2 separate regions of the Homo sapiens genome follow, and region 1 is linked to region 2. The links are chromatin loops, found by intact Hi-C in ENCODE. Cell type or tissue: PC-3. All regions are shown on one strand. Each heading gives the region's core, and the rest is flanking DNA. Links, peaks and the distances in the headings are about the cores only.

Region 1 (8,308 bases), core at 2,794-5,293, 47 kb before region 2:
CTGGAATTACAGGGATGAGCCACCGTATCCAATCCAGGAAGACATTTAATGTAAACATGGGATGGGATGACTCTGGTATCAAACAAGAAAACTTCAAAATTCCTTTCTGGCCATAAAAAATGAGGGCTGGGTGTGGTAGCTCACACCTGTAATCCTAGCAATTTAGGAGACCGAGGTGGGAAGATAGCTTAAGGTCATGAGTTTGAGATCAGTCTGGGCAACCTAGCAAGACCCCTGTCTCTATAAAAAATTTAAAAATCAGCTGGGTGTGGCATGTACCTATAGCCCTAGCTACTTGGGAGGCTGAGGTGGAAGGATCACTTGAGCCCAGGAGTTTGAGGCTGCAGTGAGATATGAGCTATGATCGTGTCAGTACACTCCAGCCTGGGTGACAGAGTGAGACCCTGTCTGAAAAAAAAAAAGAAAAAGATAAGCATATGAGGTAACACATAATACGTAAATTAGCTTGATTTAGCCATTCCACAATGTATGCATATATTAAAACATCATATTGTACACCACAAATATATATGATTTTTATTAGTCAATTATGAATATAAATAAATGAAATAAAAAGTTTTAAAAATAAATAAATGGAGTACCCTGCCACCCTCCCCAGCACCCCTTAAAAATTCCTGTCTTGGTTCTGCCACCATAATCATAGAATCTCAGAGTTGGAGAGTGTGGTAGAAGATTTGCTAGTGATACGTCAAAACCTGGTTCTTCTTTTTGCTAGGAAAACAGCTCAACTAAATTCTAAGCCTCCCTTGCAGCTAGATGGTGGCCATGCAACTAAATTCTAGTGGATAGAATGTGAACAGAGTTTATGTGCACCACTTCTCTGTTCTAAGGTCCAGCCCATAAAAACCTCCCCACACAATCCTCCATGTTCTCTCCCTGTCTGTTAGCAGGATGTCATTGCCTGTCAGTGCCACATGTTGAAGACGTGAAGGTGGGAGAATCACAAGATAGAAGTGGCCTAGTTCCTTGAATTACCACTTGGAAGAGAACCACCACTATCAGCCACTATTACCACACCCATGGTGAATGTCAGATAAGTGTGAAATAAACTTTCTTTCAGGCTTCAGCCATAAGACATTTTTTAGGTTTGATTATTACAGCAGCTAGTGTTCCCTTCATTAACACAGACAGCAACCTCAGAGTCCCTGTAGTCCAGACTTCTTTCTTTCCAGTGCCTGCTTCTCTTCCTTGGCATTCTACATTACTGGTCATCCTGTCTCTGCAAATAAGTGATCTCATGACCTCCAATGGACTTCTGAACTCTTTGCAGGAAGTGGCCATGTTAGTCATCATTGTGTCTTTAGTGTCTAGCAAGACTGGTATAATGCAACAGCTCAATAAATGTTTCGGGGTGAATGAAGACATGAACACCTCCTGAGGCAAAGAATTAATTCACTACTATATCAGTCACTGTAATATACTTCAATCAGCTTGAATTATTAGAACATTACTTATATGAAGCTAATATCCATCATCCTTTATCTAGTACCAATTTAGGACTGCCCTTTGCAGGCACACAAGATGAGTCTGAGCCTTCTTCAAGATAGCCCTTTAGCTTTTTGCTTGTTTTTTTTGAGACAGGGTCTCACTCTGTCGCCCAGGCTGGAGTGCAGTGGCATGATCTCAGCTCACTGCAACCTCCGCCTCCTGGGTTCAAGTGATTCTCGTGCCTCAGCCTCCCAAGTAGCTGGAATTATAGGCACCCACCACCATGCCCAGATAATTTTTGTACTTTTAGTAGAGACAGGGTTTTGCCATGTTGACCAGGCTGGTGTCGAACTCCTGACCTCAGGTGATCCACCTGCCTCGGCCTCCCAAAGTGCTGAAATTATAGATCTGAGCTACCACACCCAGCCACCCTTTAGTTATTTTTGATGATACTCCCATCCCTTCCATGACAAATCCCTTGGTCTCCAGGCTGAATAGTCAACATGTGTCAATTATTTTTCTTAGCTTGTAGTTACCAGAACTCTTATCTCCATCTTTACCTGCTTCTGGGCACACCCAGGTCTATCATTGCTTCCTACTCAATGGGTACTCAGAACAGAACATCATATCATAAACGTGGCACACACTGACCAGCCCTTGATGGACCAATTGCCCCACTTAGTCAGGACTGCATACTTCGATTATACAGCCTAATATTTTTATTGTCTCTGAGGTGGCCATATCACCTGTTGACTAATTTAGAGCTTGTGATCAAACTTCCTATCTCTTCTATCTCCTTTCCTCTGGCTCTAACGTACATCCTAATATCTACTATGTCACCTTAGACAAGTCATTCCACCTTTCTGGGAATCATTTCCTGTGTGAAAAATGAGGTAGTTGGACCAGGTGATTTTTCAGATCTTTTTTCTGCCTTCTAACATGCTTTAAGTCTAAAGCAGGAAGTTCTGGGAGACTTCACGTTGTACTTTGATGTAAAATCTCTCACTCATAGGAGTATGGGAATGTAAATCCGCCTGGAAACGTTAAACTCATCAAACAACATGAAACTGTACAGGTAATTTTTCTCAGCTGTACTACACTTGTATCCACAGGTATCTGGACATTGTGTGATAAATTGCATATATACACTAAGGCCAGTGTATGGATTATACCATACTCAGTCATCAAGAAAAGAGAAAATCAGGCATAGGCAAAAAATAAGCAAACAAACAAAAAATCAGTGAGAGCTTGGGGGGAACCAGACTGTGGTTTTCTCCATCATTTTTTTTGTCTTTTCTTTTTTAGAGACAGAGTCTCGCTCTGTCACCCGGGCTAGAGTGCAATGGTGTGCAATCATAGCTCACTGCAGCCTTGAACTGCTGGGCTCAAGTTATCCTCCCATCTAGGCCTCCTGAGTAGCTGGGACTACAGGAGTGCACCAGCATGCCCAGCTAATTCTTAAATATTTTATGTAGAGACAGGGACTTGCTATGTTGCCCAAGCTGGTCTTAAACTCCTGGCCTCAAGTGATCCTCCCACCTATGCCTCCCAAAGCACTGGAATTACAAGTATGAGCCACTGCACCATCACACCCGGCCCTCTCCATCACTACTTTTTTTAAAATTTTTTTTTGAGATGGAATCTCACTCTGTTACCCAGGCTAGAGTTCAGTGGTGCAATCTCAGCTTACTGCAACCTCCATTTCCTGAGTTCAAGTGATCCTCCCCACTCAGCCTCCCTATTAGCTAGGACTACAGGTGGGCACCTCCATGCCCAGCTAATTTTTGTATTTTTAGTAGAGTCGGGGTTTCACCATGTTGGACAGGTTGGTCTCAAACACCTGACCTCGAGTGATCTGCCTACCTTGGCCTTCCAAAGTGCTGAGATTACAGGCGTGAGCCACCGTGCCTGGCCTCCATCACTTTTTTAGCGGGGATAGTGACCACGAGAAAGGGGACATACATTTCATTCAGCAGAAAGCTTTGTTTTGTGTGTTGTCAATTTCCTTATCTCATTTCACACACTGTACAACCATACCAAAAAAGACCCTCAGCTATTGGGCAAATAAATGCTATTTGCTAGAGAAATCAAATCATATCTCTATATTTCTTGCCTTTGGTCAAATTCTTATCAAGCAGACATCTTACTGCTTACATTTTACTTACTACTTACATTTTAACTGATTAATTTCTCGTGATATTTCTGCCTGACAGCCCTCAATCCATACCCAAGAGGCTGGATCCACCTCTCACCCTAGACTAAGATTCTACAAATTATTATTTGACTTCCTTTGAAAAACTGATTGCCAGCTTTATAACTCGATCTGGGCACACTCCCCATCGGGGCCTGCATTTCCTGTGGATGATGCATTGGTTTCCAAGGTGACGGTGGGAAGGAATAGACCTGTTAGCTTGTGGCTTCTGACTCACTCACTGCAATGGACGTCATAGAATTGTAGCTGAACAAATGGATGCTGATAATAAGTATGTGCCTAAGGTAGCAGCGGGGCACCAATGGTTAAAACAATCCCATTGTACCAGCTCTCTCTCCCTCCCACTAAGCAAGCCGACAGGCCAACAGAAATACCGGAACTGAAAAAAGATACAACAGATTTCCCCAGTCATATATAAGTTCACAGTGAAGTCCTATTTACATCCCCGAGATTTTGCTCCTACGCCTGGAGAATTTCCTTTTCCTTTCCGGAATGTAGAAGTACCAGGATTCTGTAACAAATCGTCATATGGAGGCTGAAGAGAGTGTGATGGAAACAAGCCAAAAACTCACCAGAAGTCTGTTCACGAAGGTGACAGCCGCTTTTGAACTTTTAAATTTGTTTCTTGTGAGGCAATTCACAGTGGACTAACAATCATCAGAGCCCAGAATGAAACATACATTCTGCTGAGAAATTAATCTTCAGAAAAGTTGAATTTCATGAAGTCTGAAGATGCTCTCTCTCTCTCTCTCTCCCTCTCTCTCTCACATACACACACACACACAGTGTGTGTGTGTCTTCTTGTCTTCAGGCTCACTCACCCACACACACAAAGACAGAGAGAGAGACACAGAGAGAAAGAGATAGAGAGATAGAGGGAGAGACAGAGATAGAGTGAAAGAGAGAGAATGATTGAGATTGACTTTCTAGCTACGTCTTTTTGTATCAACTGATCCCAGCCACCTATAAGTCAAAGAAGACTGCCTGGAATAAAAAAAATATATATGTGAAGAGCCCCGTGTTCTTCATGTCCGAACCAGGGAAGACTGAATGGATTCTTTAGATTCTTGAGTTCCTTAAACGATGAGCAAACCTAAAGGTTCCCTACTGGAGATAATGCATCTTGTTTTCCACTGGGCCTTGCGGGATGCTTTAAATAGCATCAGCAAGCATCCGAATGAATTAGACAGCAAATGTAGGTTAGCTTTATTTAGACAGATAAAGACAAGCAGAGAAAGTTGTCTGGTTCAAGGGCAGTGCAGCCTGACACGACAGCATTTCTCTGAGGAGGGGAAATTGCTTTGGGAGAGAGAGGTATTTTGGGCAAAAAGCAAAGTTCCTTGGATCTCCAGGGAAAGTGATGCTAAATTCTTCAGTACAGAAGAGCTGGAATTGAGAATGGCTTGCCATTCATTGAAGGAAAGAGCTGGAGAGTTAAAATGTAAAGCAAAACTCAGTATCACACATCATCCCTAAGTCCACACATCATTTTTTCTCTTTCCTATTTCTTGGGAACACCACCAGAAAAGACAGGCTTCCCAGAACACAAGCTGGCCTAGCCAGTTTACACGAGTCCTCTGGAGTGTACTTGAGACCCCTGGCAATTCTGAGTCAGGAAATTAGTGCAGCTGAAGAACCCCTGGAGACTGGAAGCCTAGGAAGCAGGGAAACTGGCATATTTGGGGACATTCACACGTTAAACAGAAATGTGAATGCTTGAGAAAAAGTTACAACTAATGAATTTAGTTAATTTTCTTCTTCTTCCCCTATCCACTCTCTTAGACTATTTTTTGAAAATAAAGGCCGGGCGTGGTGTCTCACACCTGTAATCCCAGCACTTTGGGAGGCCGAGGCAGGCGGATCACCTGAGGTCAGGAGTTCAAGACCAGCCTGGCCAACATGGTGAAACCCCGTCTCTACTAAAAATACAAAAATTAGCCGGGCGTGGTGGCAGGTGCCTGTAATCCCAGCTACTCGGGAGGCTGAGGCAGGAGAATCGCTTGAACCCGGGAAGTGGAGGTTGCAGTGAGCCAAGATCATGCCTTTGCACTCTAGCCTGGGGGACAAGAGCAAGACTTCATCTCAAAAAAATAAAATAAAATAAAAAGAAAAGGAAAGAAAAATGCTTTCTTTTTTATTTAAAAAAATGCTTCTTCCTATACCCTTTCTGAAAATAAATGCCTTATGGAAGATCTAGAAAAAACATAACTCTGGTATGTGTTTTTACTATGATGTTTGTGGCTTCTCCTCTTTTTGTTGTTTTTCTTCTCAGTTGGCAGAAGCTAAAGGATATTTGATGTCTTAAAGTCCAGTAGGTCATAGCCCCACTGGTAATTAGTTTTAAAGATTTTTAAAAGTCTCAATTAGTACATTCATATTATTTGAATAAATTATAATTTTAAATATTTAATAATTCTACGAGTAAACCATTTTATACCTCATATATTTTTATGTTCCTAAAGTAACAATGAATTTAGTCTTGTAAAATATTTTTAAAATATCTAAAAACTTTGTTTTGCATAGATTTTCATTTCTTCCCCAGACTAATTTGGTAGATGTTTTCTTTAAGGGCCTCACAACTTCTGAAAAGTATACAACTTATGTATCACCAAGACAGCATCATAGGGAAAATATGTTATAACCCTGTCATGACGCAAAATATAAACTTTATTTTTATTTATTTATTTATTTATTTATTTATTTATTTTTTGGAGACAGGGTCTCCTTCTGTCACCCAGGCTGGAGTGCAGTGGCATCGTAGATCACTACAATCTCAATCTCCTGAGCTCAAGGGATCTCCCACCTCAGCCTCCCGAATAGCTAGGACCACAGGCACATACTATCTTGCCCGGCTAATAATTTCATTTTTGGGTTTTGCTTTGTTTTTTTGTTTGTTTGTTTTTTGCCAAGACAGAATCTCGCTATGTTGCTCAGGCTGGTCTCGAACTCGTGGGCTCAAACAATCCTTCCTCCTCGGCCTCCCAAAGTGCTGAGATTACAGGCAAGAGCCACCATGCCCGGTCTAAACTTCGTTTTGAATTAAACACTTACGCCACTTTCTTTGTACTTATTATTTATGCACTCATTTCACTCATTCCCTCCTTCCACAATTATTTGCTGAGTCCCCGCTTTAAGCACATAAAGTGAGCATCATACTCAGTGGTTGCCTTTCCTCATGATCAGTGCTTTTCTCTTCCTAATTATTAATTATTTTTATTTATTTATTTATTTTTTGGAGATGGGGTCTCCCTCTGTCACCCAGGCTGGAGTGCAGTGGCATCGTAGCTCACTTCAATCTCAACCTCCCAAGCTCCTTTCACTGTGTGCACACCAAGCTCACTCTCTAGTTATCTTTGCTGGTAAACTCGTGTATGTACTAAAAATGTATTCAATTGAGGAGTACAGTTTTTCATTTTAACAAAAAGCACACAAACTTCCCTAGTTCACTGCCAAAAACTCAATATTCTTTTAACTATTTGCGAGATTGGCAAATCAGTTAATCATTGGATGTCATTATAATTCTAGGAAGGTGATGGAAAGCCAATCAATATCACTATAATTATAAAGTAATAGATTCAAAAGACTTCTCTGAGACCTGGTTGCCAAGCTTATTCCAATGTTATATTAACAGTTTATATATATAAAACCCCCTCACCTAAACCAATCCTATAAATTTTTCATGTGTGTAGTTACAAGAATCTAATCAAAAGGAAAACTACTCTTTTATTTCTTTGTGGCAAAGGAGCTAACATTTCTACATGAACTGAAATGAAAAAACTTAATAACATCACTGGGATCTATAATTTTTTGTTCTGACATCTTTAATCACTTCGCTATTAGAGTATCTTTATTATAATTTCTCAATTTGTGCTAATAATGAGACCTTTTACATGTTCTTCAATAAGTCAATTTCAGAACGTGTTTTTAATATTTTTTAAATGCTGGAGAAAAATTTTTATATGGAGGTAGGAAGCAAAGTTAAAATCAATCACTGATCCAAATAAATAAAATATGATGTATATAACATTAAAAAATTATAGGAATGAATTTTTTGTTTGTGTTTTTCTGTGTCCTTCATGTTCGCTGAACTAAATATTATAATTTCAGTAATTTTTAACACTCTAAAGGAGAAAATATTGTAATAATATTTGGCTAGGTAAAATAAGAATCACACGTTTTATTTTTATTTTGCGACATTTGTGGTTCTTCAGCATGACATTGGCATTCTTCCTCTTCTGATGCAACTTCCTTCTCTGTTTCATTTTGTTTTGGTTGAAGTTGTTTCAACCTCCCCCTTCTCTGAGCAGTCTTTCAGCTTGTCTGAGGTTTTGAGCTGTCACTTTGTTTTCTGAATATCTACTTTTGTTTTTGGTGGCAACACCTACATATAAACATCTAGCCACCCATCCAAATGGACACACACCTACACACACTCAGACTCATAGACACACAGACGCAGATCTGCACGCACGAGCATGCACACATGCCCAGCCTCAACGCATCCATCCTCCTGCAGAGAGTTCAAACCACTCCAGCTGTTTCCTGGCCCTGGCCACAAGAGCAACAGTAGAGTTCTAATGTCAGTTCTCTGATTGGAACCAGCACTAATAAATGCTGCTGCTTCCAAGGAAGCCCTTACGTCACCTG
Region 2 (8,308 bases), core at 3,721-6,220:
TAATTTTATGTTATGTGAATTTCACCTCAATAATTTTGAAAAAGGACAAGGTCCTGTGGCTCATGCTTATAATCCCGGCATTTTGGGAGGCTGGGGTGGGAGGGTTGCTTGAGCCCAGGAGTTTGTTACTAGCCTGAACAACATAAGGAAACCACATCTCTACAAAAAATTTAAAAATTTTTAAAATTAGCTGGGCATTGTGGGTGGGTGGTGGGGGTTGGGGAGTTGAGGCTGCCGTGAGCCATGATGGTGCCACTGAATTCCAGCCTGTCTCAAAAATAATAATTTTTAGCTGAGCGCAGTGGCTCACGCCTGTAATCCCAGCACTTTGGGAGGCTGAGAGGCCGAGGCGGGCGGATCACGAGGTCAGGAATTTGAGACCAGCCTGGCCAATATGGTGAAACCTCATCTCTACTAAAATAAACAAACAAACACAACTTGGCTCGTCATGGTGGTGCGCACCTGTAGTCCCAGCTACTCCAGGAGGCTGAGGCAGAAGAATCACTTGAACCCAGGAGGCAGAGGTTGCAGTGAGCTGAGATCGCACCACTGCACTCCAGCCTGGGCAACAGAGTGAGACTCCGTCTCAAAAAATAATAATAATAATAATTTTTAAAAATGTGACTTTAGATGGATTTAGTAAATTCCATTGGGTTGACTATAGGTTGTAAGATGGTTCCTAGATAAATAATTGCTCAACAAGACATATAGTAAGGAAAAAAACAAGCAAACTGATCGCCTTACATAAGTAATCAGAAAGACTGTTTCATTGCTGAATCATACCTTGACTCCACAGTGAAGATTTTTGCAAGGGAAAATATTAACCAATTTCTGGAGGTCCAAATCCCTAAACAATTCTGTAAGCCATTTAAATTTTGTAACTGTTATATGGAAGTTAGCATATTAGAATACTCATTTACTTCCAATATATATTTTAATACTTTTTATTATATACTCAAATTAATTCTATGCTTGTTACACTGATTTCAACATCACATTTTCATAATATCCCTCTCCTTTTCTTCATATGCTCCTGTGTGTACTTTGGGTAGTAGTAACCACCCATCCAAAACTCAAGTGAATGGAAGACAAAAAACATAGGACAAATGTTGCTTTAAAAATATACACAGCAGGCCGGGCACAGTGGCTCATGCCTGTAATCTCAGCACTTTGGGAGGCTGAGGCAGGTGGATCACGAGGTCAGGAGTTCGAGACCAGCCTGGCCAACCCGGTGAAACCCCATCTGTACTAAAAATACAAAAATTAGCAGGGCGTGGTGGTGGGTGCCTGTAGTCCCAGCTACTCAGGAGGCTGAGGCAGGAGAATTGTTTGAAACCTGGAGGTGGAGGTTGCAGTGAGCTAAGATCGTGCCATTGCACTCCAGCCTGGGCGACAGGGTGAGACTCCATCTCAAAAAATATATATAATATATATATTTATATATATGTAAATATTTATATTTATATGTGTATATATTATATATATTTATATATTGTATATTTATATATTTTATATATTTATATATTGTATATATTTTATATATTTATATATTGTATATATTATATATTTTATATATTTATATATTGTATATATTATATTTTATATATTTATATATTGTATATATTATATTTTATATATTTATATATTGTATATATTATATTTTATATATTTATATATTGTATATATTATATATTTTATATATTTATATATTGTATATATTATATTTTATATATTTATATATTGTATATATTTTATATATTTATATATTGTATATATTATATTTTATATATTTTTATATATTATACATAAGTATATATGTATATATACGTATATATATTTTTATATATATACGTATATATATAATATATATATACATATATATATAATATATATGTATATATATAATATATATATACATGTATACATATACACACACACATACACACACAGCAGGCTGGGCGCGGTGGCTCATACCTATAATCCTAGCACTTTGAGAGGCCGAGGCAGGCAGATTGCCTGAGCTTAGGAGTTCAAGACCACCCTGGGCAACATGGTGAAAACCCATCTCTACTACAATACAAAAAAAAAAAAATAGTCAGGCATGGTGGCAGCTGCCTGTAGTCCCAGCTACTTGAGAGGCTGAGGCATGAGAATTGCTTGAAGCTGGGAGGCGGAGGTTGCAGTGAGCCGAGATTGCACCACTGCACTCCAGCCTGGGAGATACAGCGAGACTCTGTCTCAAAAAAAAAAAAAAGGAAAAAAAAGGAAATATATACAGCAGATACATTACAGACCAATTGGAGGTAACACCCTGAAATGAAGATGCCACAGATTTTTATCTTTCTCTCTCCTTGTAAAATTGGTAACACGAAGGCAAGATAACTGTTAAGTAAATGGAAAATTCTTCAATTTCCTTTTTATTTTATCTCAATAAAAATGAGGCAGCTATTCTAGCTAGGGTGGAAGTAATTTATTCTCTGTACTCCTTCTCTCCTTCACATCATCCTGACCAACAGTCTTCCCTCAATATTTGGAGCTGGTTCATTGGTGTTTCACTCACACACCACAACACTGGAGAATCACTCAGAAATCAGGACCAACTTAGGAATCTTCGCCGGCTTGATGCAAGAGTTTCTCTGGAAAGGCATTGATTTCTAGAAGCCCCCAACTTGAATCTGCTGGAGTAAGCAGCCTTCTGGCAACTGCTTGCATTCCCACATCTCAAGAGATCCACTTTATCCAGACTTGCGTGGAGCATCTCTCCAGAAAACATCCAGTTCTACTTTTAGACCTTAGCTTTGTAATCTGAGCAAACAACCCCACGGGGGCTCACCTCCAGCTGCCCTTAGGCAGTGTTTTGCTACCCAAGGCGAGCTGACCTTATACTGATGAAGACCTGCTATCTATGGCCTAGCTAGTCACAGCGTGGTCCTCAGAAGGGCAGCATCAGCGTCACCTGGGAGCAGAGAGTCTCGGTCCTCACTCCAGGGCTATTGAATCAGAATCTGTAGCTCAACAAGGTTCCCAGGTGATTTGTATGCAGTTTTAGGATTAAATAGCAGTGGTCTAACAGACCTGCCTGAGTTGCTTTTTCCAGCAACAGAACTCCCCATGTCCTGGTCTGAAGTTGTTATCCATCCATTTTCCACTACCAGTCTCTACACAGATTTCTCTGCAGCGCTCCAGGGCAAGCTATCTCTATTTTGGATGAATTCCCAACCAGTGGGTCTTATAGCAATCTGCATTTCTATTATTTGGGTGGTCACACAAGTAGATAGCACAGCCTCCCACTAGCCTGAACCATACCCATTCCCCTCCAACTCATTTTGTTCTCCTTATTCCCACAGCTGTAGTGTTACAATGATCATAAATTATTGTTAAAGAAGAAAATTACCAAAAGAAAAAAAAATAGTCTCTATAAACCTGCATAGTTTAGAGCTAAAGAATATGTTAAAATTTTCCATCATGGAAATTTCCCAGCTACTGGGCTCTTTAGATTTTTTTTTTTTTTTCAGAGCTGCAAGCAAAGAATGGAAATTTCCAATTGCAGCATCGAGGGCTGCTGTTCTGCTGACTGTCTTGCTCAGCCGGGGTCATCTGCTTCTCTAAGACATCAAGGAATGCCAAGGTAGGTCTGAGAGAAAACACATACTTCCTCTGCAGGAAGGAAGGAATGTCTTTATGCTGCCTCCAACTTGTAATTAGGGGAGGGGCAGGAGAGGTGACATCCCCCTGCTCCATCCACCTGGATGTGGATTTTGTTGTTACCACCTATCAGCAGCTTATCCTACTTGACATCTTTCCAGTGGCAGCTGGCTGGCAGGTTTTTCGTTTTTTAAGAAATCCTTAAGGGGGTGGGGGATCCAGAGAGATGGAGGGAACCAACATTTTTGAGGTGTACTCTTCTAAGTAACCCACCAGGTATTTTATATATGTTATGTCATTTAACCTTGTCACACTTAGCCTTCATTACATTTAACCTTGTGACCCACCCAAGGTTAACTTCTGATTTTCTGCACTCAAATTTTGGAAGCATCATTTGTTCTTCCTAAGACAGCCCTATTGCCCCCAGCCCTCCTATAAACCAGTTATCTTCAAGCATCCTGAAGGTTTTGTTTCCACCTCCTCAATAACATCAACAGCTCCGTTCCTTTTTATTATATCTAAGTTGAAAGATATTTCCATTCACAGGTGGTCCTGATGTCTGAGTCAACGGGCGTCTAATAGTTCTCTAAATTCTGTCATGTACCTCCCCACTCACTACTGCTATTACTACAGAAGTATGGTGGCAGCTCCACGAAGTCTGAGTATAAAGGCACTGGCATCTTGCAAACAAAGCTAAGGACCCTGACTGGCTCTAGGCCTGAAAGAACATTCTCATACCTAGGCTGGGTGGGTTTGTCTGGGTGGTTTGGGAGTTTTGTGTTTTTTTTTTTGTTTGTTTTTTAATATAAAAAACTTCTAGGGGGATTCTGAAATACCGTAAGAAGCAAGAGCTATCTATGTTTACTCTCTTCTTACAGACAGCCATATCATACCAGGAAAAGAAATGCTAAGGAGGTCTTCTGACATCGCTGTTGCTATTTATACGTAACATCATTTATTGAGGCAAGTTTGGTAATAGTGAAGATTTTCTAGCAATAAATTTTAAAAAATCATTACATGGCTAGTAAGTTAAAAAAAATTCTCCCCTGTCTGTCATTTCAATCACATCCATATCCATAGGTAGTGATATGATCTTTGAATACAGTGACCAATTTTACCACCACCCAATGATAAAAGTGGAGGCAAATGGGAATCAGCCAGAATATTGTAGGTCTGTTTAGGGTTGAGCCTCAAAAGCTGATGTTTAGTTGAGTTATTGCTTACATCTGTGACAATGATTTTCCGTATCCCTTTAACCCATTAAAACTGAGTCTGATTCCCTGGTGAAATTCATCAAGTGGTATTTGAATATGGGTCTGGGTCTCATGTGATATGTACACATTTCCAACAGACTTCTTTCCACCCCTCCTCTGTATTTGTCATTAGCTAGAAGATAGTGGTCCTCTTAGCTGAAGACACTGATGATTCATATCTGTGGGTGGGGCTGAATAGACTGATGTATGATGACTCGTTCTTTCCGCTTTAGACCACAGAGATGACTTTTAAAATTTTGTGGTTGGAATACACGCTGTTTTAGATGATGATTGATTGTTTGTGATTTCAAACATGGCCTCAATTCTGTCCCTCCTGTTTCCCTGCCCCTTGCAATGTGACTTTGCAGCTCCTCCCATCAAGAGCTGGAGTCTGTTTCTACATTCCTTGAGTCTGGGCCTGCCTTTTGGCTGGCTTTGGCCACTAGAATGTAATTGAAATAATGGTGTTCCAGTTCCAAGCCTAAGCCTCAAGTGTGTGCTTCGGCTCTCCTCTGAAACCTGCCAGGGCTATGCGAACAAGTCCAGGCTAGCCGGCTGGAGGATGAGACATCCTGTGGAGTCAAGATGAGCCACTCCAGCTGAAGCCATTTTAGACCAGCCAGCTCCAAGCGAACATACCAGCTGATCACAAATGTGTGAGCAAGCCCACTGTGGTCAGCTGGGCCCAGCCCAGATCAGCAGAACCTCTCAGCCAATTCACAGACTCGAGAAATAGTAAATGGTAGCTGTTATATGCCATGCAATTTTAAGATGGTTTGTTATGAAGTAACAGGTAACTAATACAGGTGATCAATTATCTTCTTCCCCCCAACGCCCCCCATGGCTAGGAAGCTCAGAGCCAAATTCAAAAGCCAATCGTAGAAACTATGTTTATTTATTTATTCATGTTTATCACACACTTTATGGGTAACGTATGTGCAATCTTCTCTCTCCTTAATGGTGAATTTTTAAAATTCGATAACCTATTGTTTACCACATTGACTCTGAACCAACCCAATACCTTGTTTTAAATATTTAGGTGGTTGTTATTTATCAGATTAGAAGAGAAGAATCTAGAGTGAGGACTGGCAAACACTCACTTTCTTTTTCTTTTTTTTGAGACAGAGTCTCACTCTGTCACCCAGGCTGGGGTACAGTGGCACAATCTCAGCTCACTGCAACCTCCACCTCCTGGGTTCAAGCAATTTTCCTGCCTCAGCCTCCCAAGTAGCTGGGACTACAGGCATGCGCCACCATGCCTGGCTAGTTTTTTTGTGTGTACCTTTAGTAGAGACGGGGTTTCGCCATGTCAGTCAGAGTGGCCTCAAACTCCTGGACTCTGGTCTCGAAATCCTGGACTCAAGTGATCCTTCCATCTCAGCGTCCCAAAGTGCTGAGGTTACAGGCATGAGTCACCGCACCTGGCCTAGGATTGGCAAACACTTTCTGTAAAGGGCCAGCCAGTAAATATTTTAAGCTTTGCAGGCTGTATAGTCTCTGTCATAACTACCTAACTCTGCTGTTATAGCACTAAAGCAGCCATAGACAACCTGTATACAAATGAGCATGGCTGTATTCCAGTAAAACTTAATTACAGAAACAGGCGGTGGATCAGATTTGGCCCTCAGGCCATAGTTTGCTGACCTCTGCTCTAGAGCAATACGTTACTATGCAAAAACATCTTCACCTACACTACAGTCTCCTCAACTTTATTGTAATTTATCTCAGTTGTTTTGGAAAAAAAAAAAAAGACAAATGAAGTGAATTTACTTCCTCTAGCAGAGGACAAGAAGAGGCTGACTGTGCGGTAGGAAAGTATATAGCATTTGTACCAGAGCAAGTATGACACTGAACAAATCCTCTGGCCACTTCGTCCATGACTGCTTATTTAGTTCAATGCTGAAGGCCAGAATAACACAAGCAATGTCTCATTTGTTTTGTTTCATCCCACAGCTTCTAATCTCAAACACTCATTTAACAAATGCATGCTGGATGTCACAATAAGGATGGCGCTCCAGTCCTTCTTGCCTACTCGGAGTTCCCTGAATGTATTGTGCTATTTCACGCCTCTCTAACTCTGCACACAATGTTCCTTCTGCCTGGAACACACTTAGCCCTCTTCTCTTACTGGCTAACGCCTACACGCTGATCAAAACTAAGCTCAATGATACTGCCTCTTGGAAGACTTCCCTGAGTGCACTTCTACCTCCTCACCCTCAACCTTCAGCCCGCACACTCAATCTCAGCATTTATTCTACTAAACTCATAATTAAGATAGCTAATGCTTATATGGTACCAGACACTTACTATGGGCCAGGCACAGTTACATCCTGTCATTTCATTGAAGTTATTGGTATGCTTGCCTGTTTCCACAAGACAATCATACGTTCAGAAACATTTATTGAGTACTTTGCAACTGGCGTGCTAGGCAAAGTAAATAAAACAGTGACAGTAAAGTAATAAAACAGACCGTAAGCCCACTGAGGGAACCTACTGCATGTTATTTGTTTTTACCTCTCAACACCTAGCAGCGTCCAGAGCAGAGGTTTTGTTTTAATTTTTTTTTTTGACACAGGATCTAACTATCTCCCAGCCCAGAGGGCAGTGGCACGATCATGGTTCTCTGCAGCCGTGATCTCCTGGTCTCAAGCAATCCTCCCACGTTGGCCTCCTGAGCAGCTGGGGCTACAGGCGTGTGCTACCATGCCCAGCTCATTTTTAAAATTATTTTGTATAGAGACAGTATCTTGCTATGTTGCCCAGGCTGGTCTTGAACTCCTGGCCTCAAGCAATCTTCCCACTTCGGCCTCCCAAAGTGCTGGGATTACTGGCGTGAGCCACCCATACCTGGTCAGAACAGAGGCTGTTTGTTTGTTTGTTTTTGAGACGGAGTCTTATTCTGTCACCCAGGCTGGAGTGCAATGACATGATTTCGGCTCATTGCAACCTCCACCTTCCGGGTGCAAGGAATTCTCCTGTCTCAGTCTCCTGATAGCTGGGATTACAGGCGCGTGCCACTATGCCCAGCTAATTTTTGTTTTTTTTAGTGAAGACGGGGTTTCACCATGTTGGCCAGGATGGTCTCAATCTCTTGACCTCATGATCTGCCCACCTCAGCCTCCCAAAGTGCTGGGATTACAGGCCTGCACCACCACCCCCGGCCCACAGATGTTTTAAATTAATATTAGAAGAACAAATGAAAATACCACTTACATGGTACAAAATACGTGCTAGGCCATGTTCTAAGCTCTTTACATCTCTAAGCCTCAAAACAACTTTATGGGGTAGCTGGTATAATTATCACCATTTCACACACGGGAATTGAAGGCATGGAGAATTTTTAGGTAATTTTCCCAAGGTCATACGGCTAGTATGTGACAGAGCTGGTTCCAGAATCTATGTTCACAACC

Evidence for each region. Hi-C counts contacts between places; a loop is a spot of excess contacts. Peaks named below come from ENCODE experiments on the same cell type or tissue, not always from the same donor. Only the 100,000 strongest peaks of a DNase experiment are listed, where the experiment ranks them.
Region 1: a loop joins it to region 2, with 2.2 times the contacts of the local background. A loop is called at or near these places in 15 of 110 quality-filtered maps.

Annotation. Positions count from the first base shown.
Region 1 is chr7:131,231,434-131,239,741 of GRCh38, reverse strand. It overlaps a transcript of MKLN1 not described here. Among named protein-coding and RNA genes, the nearest start is that of MKLN1-AS, 92 kb to the left of the region's middle. RefSeq lists enhancers at 7,846-7,895, 8,306-8,308. In PC-3, for the core only: no CTCF peak of the experiment used is centred there; a DNase peak (open chromatin) is centred at 3,841; H3K27ac peaks cover 1,917 bases.
Region 2 is chr7:131,185,664-131,193,971 of GRCh38, reverse strand. It overlaps a transcript of MKLN1 not described here. Among named protein-coding and RNA genes, the nearest start is that of LINC-PINT, 80 kb to the right of the region's middle. RefSeq lists enhancers at 5,005-5,054, 5,185-5,254, 4,868-5,368, 5,355-5,564, 4,559-5,758 and 2 more. In PC-3, for the core only: no CTCF peak of the experiment used is centred there; a DNase peak (open chromatin) is centred at 5,181; H3K4me3 peaks cover 597 bases; H3K27ac peaks cover 1,771 bases.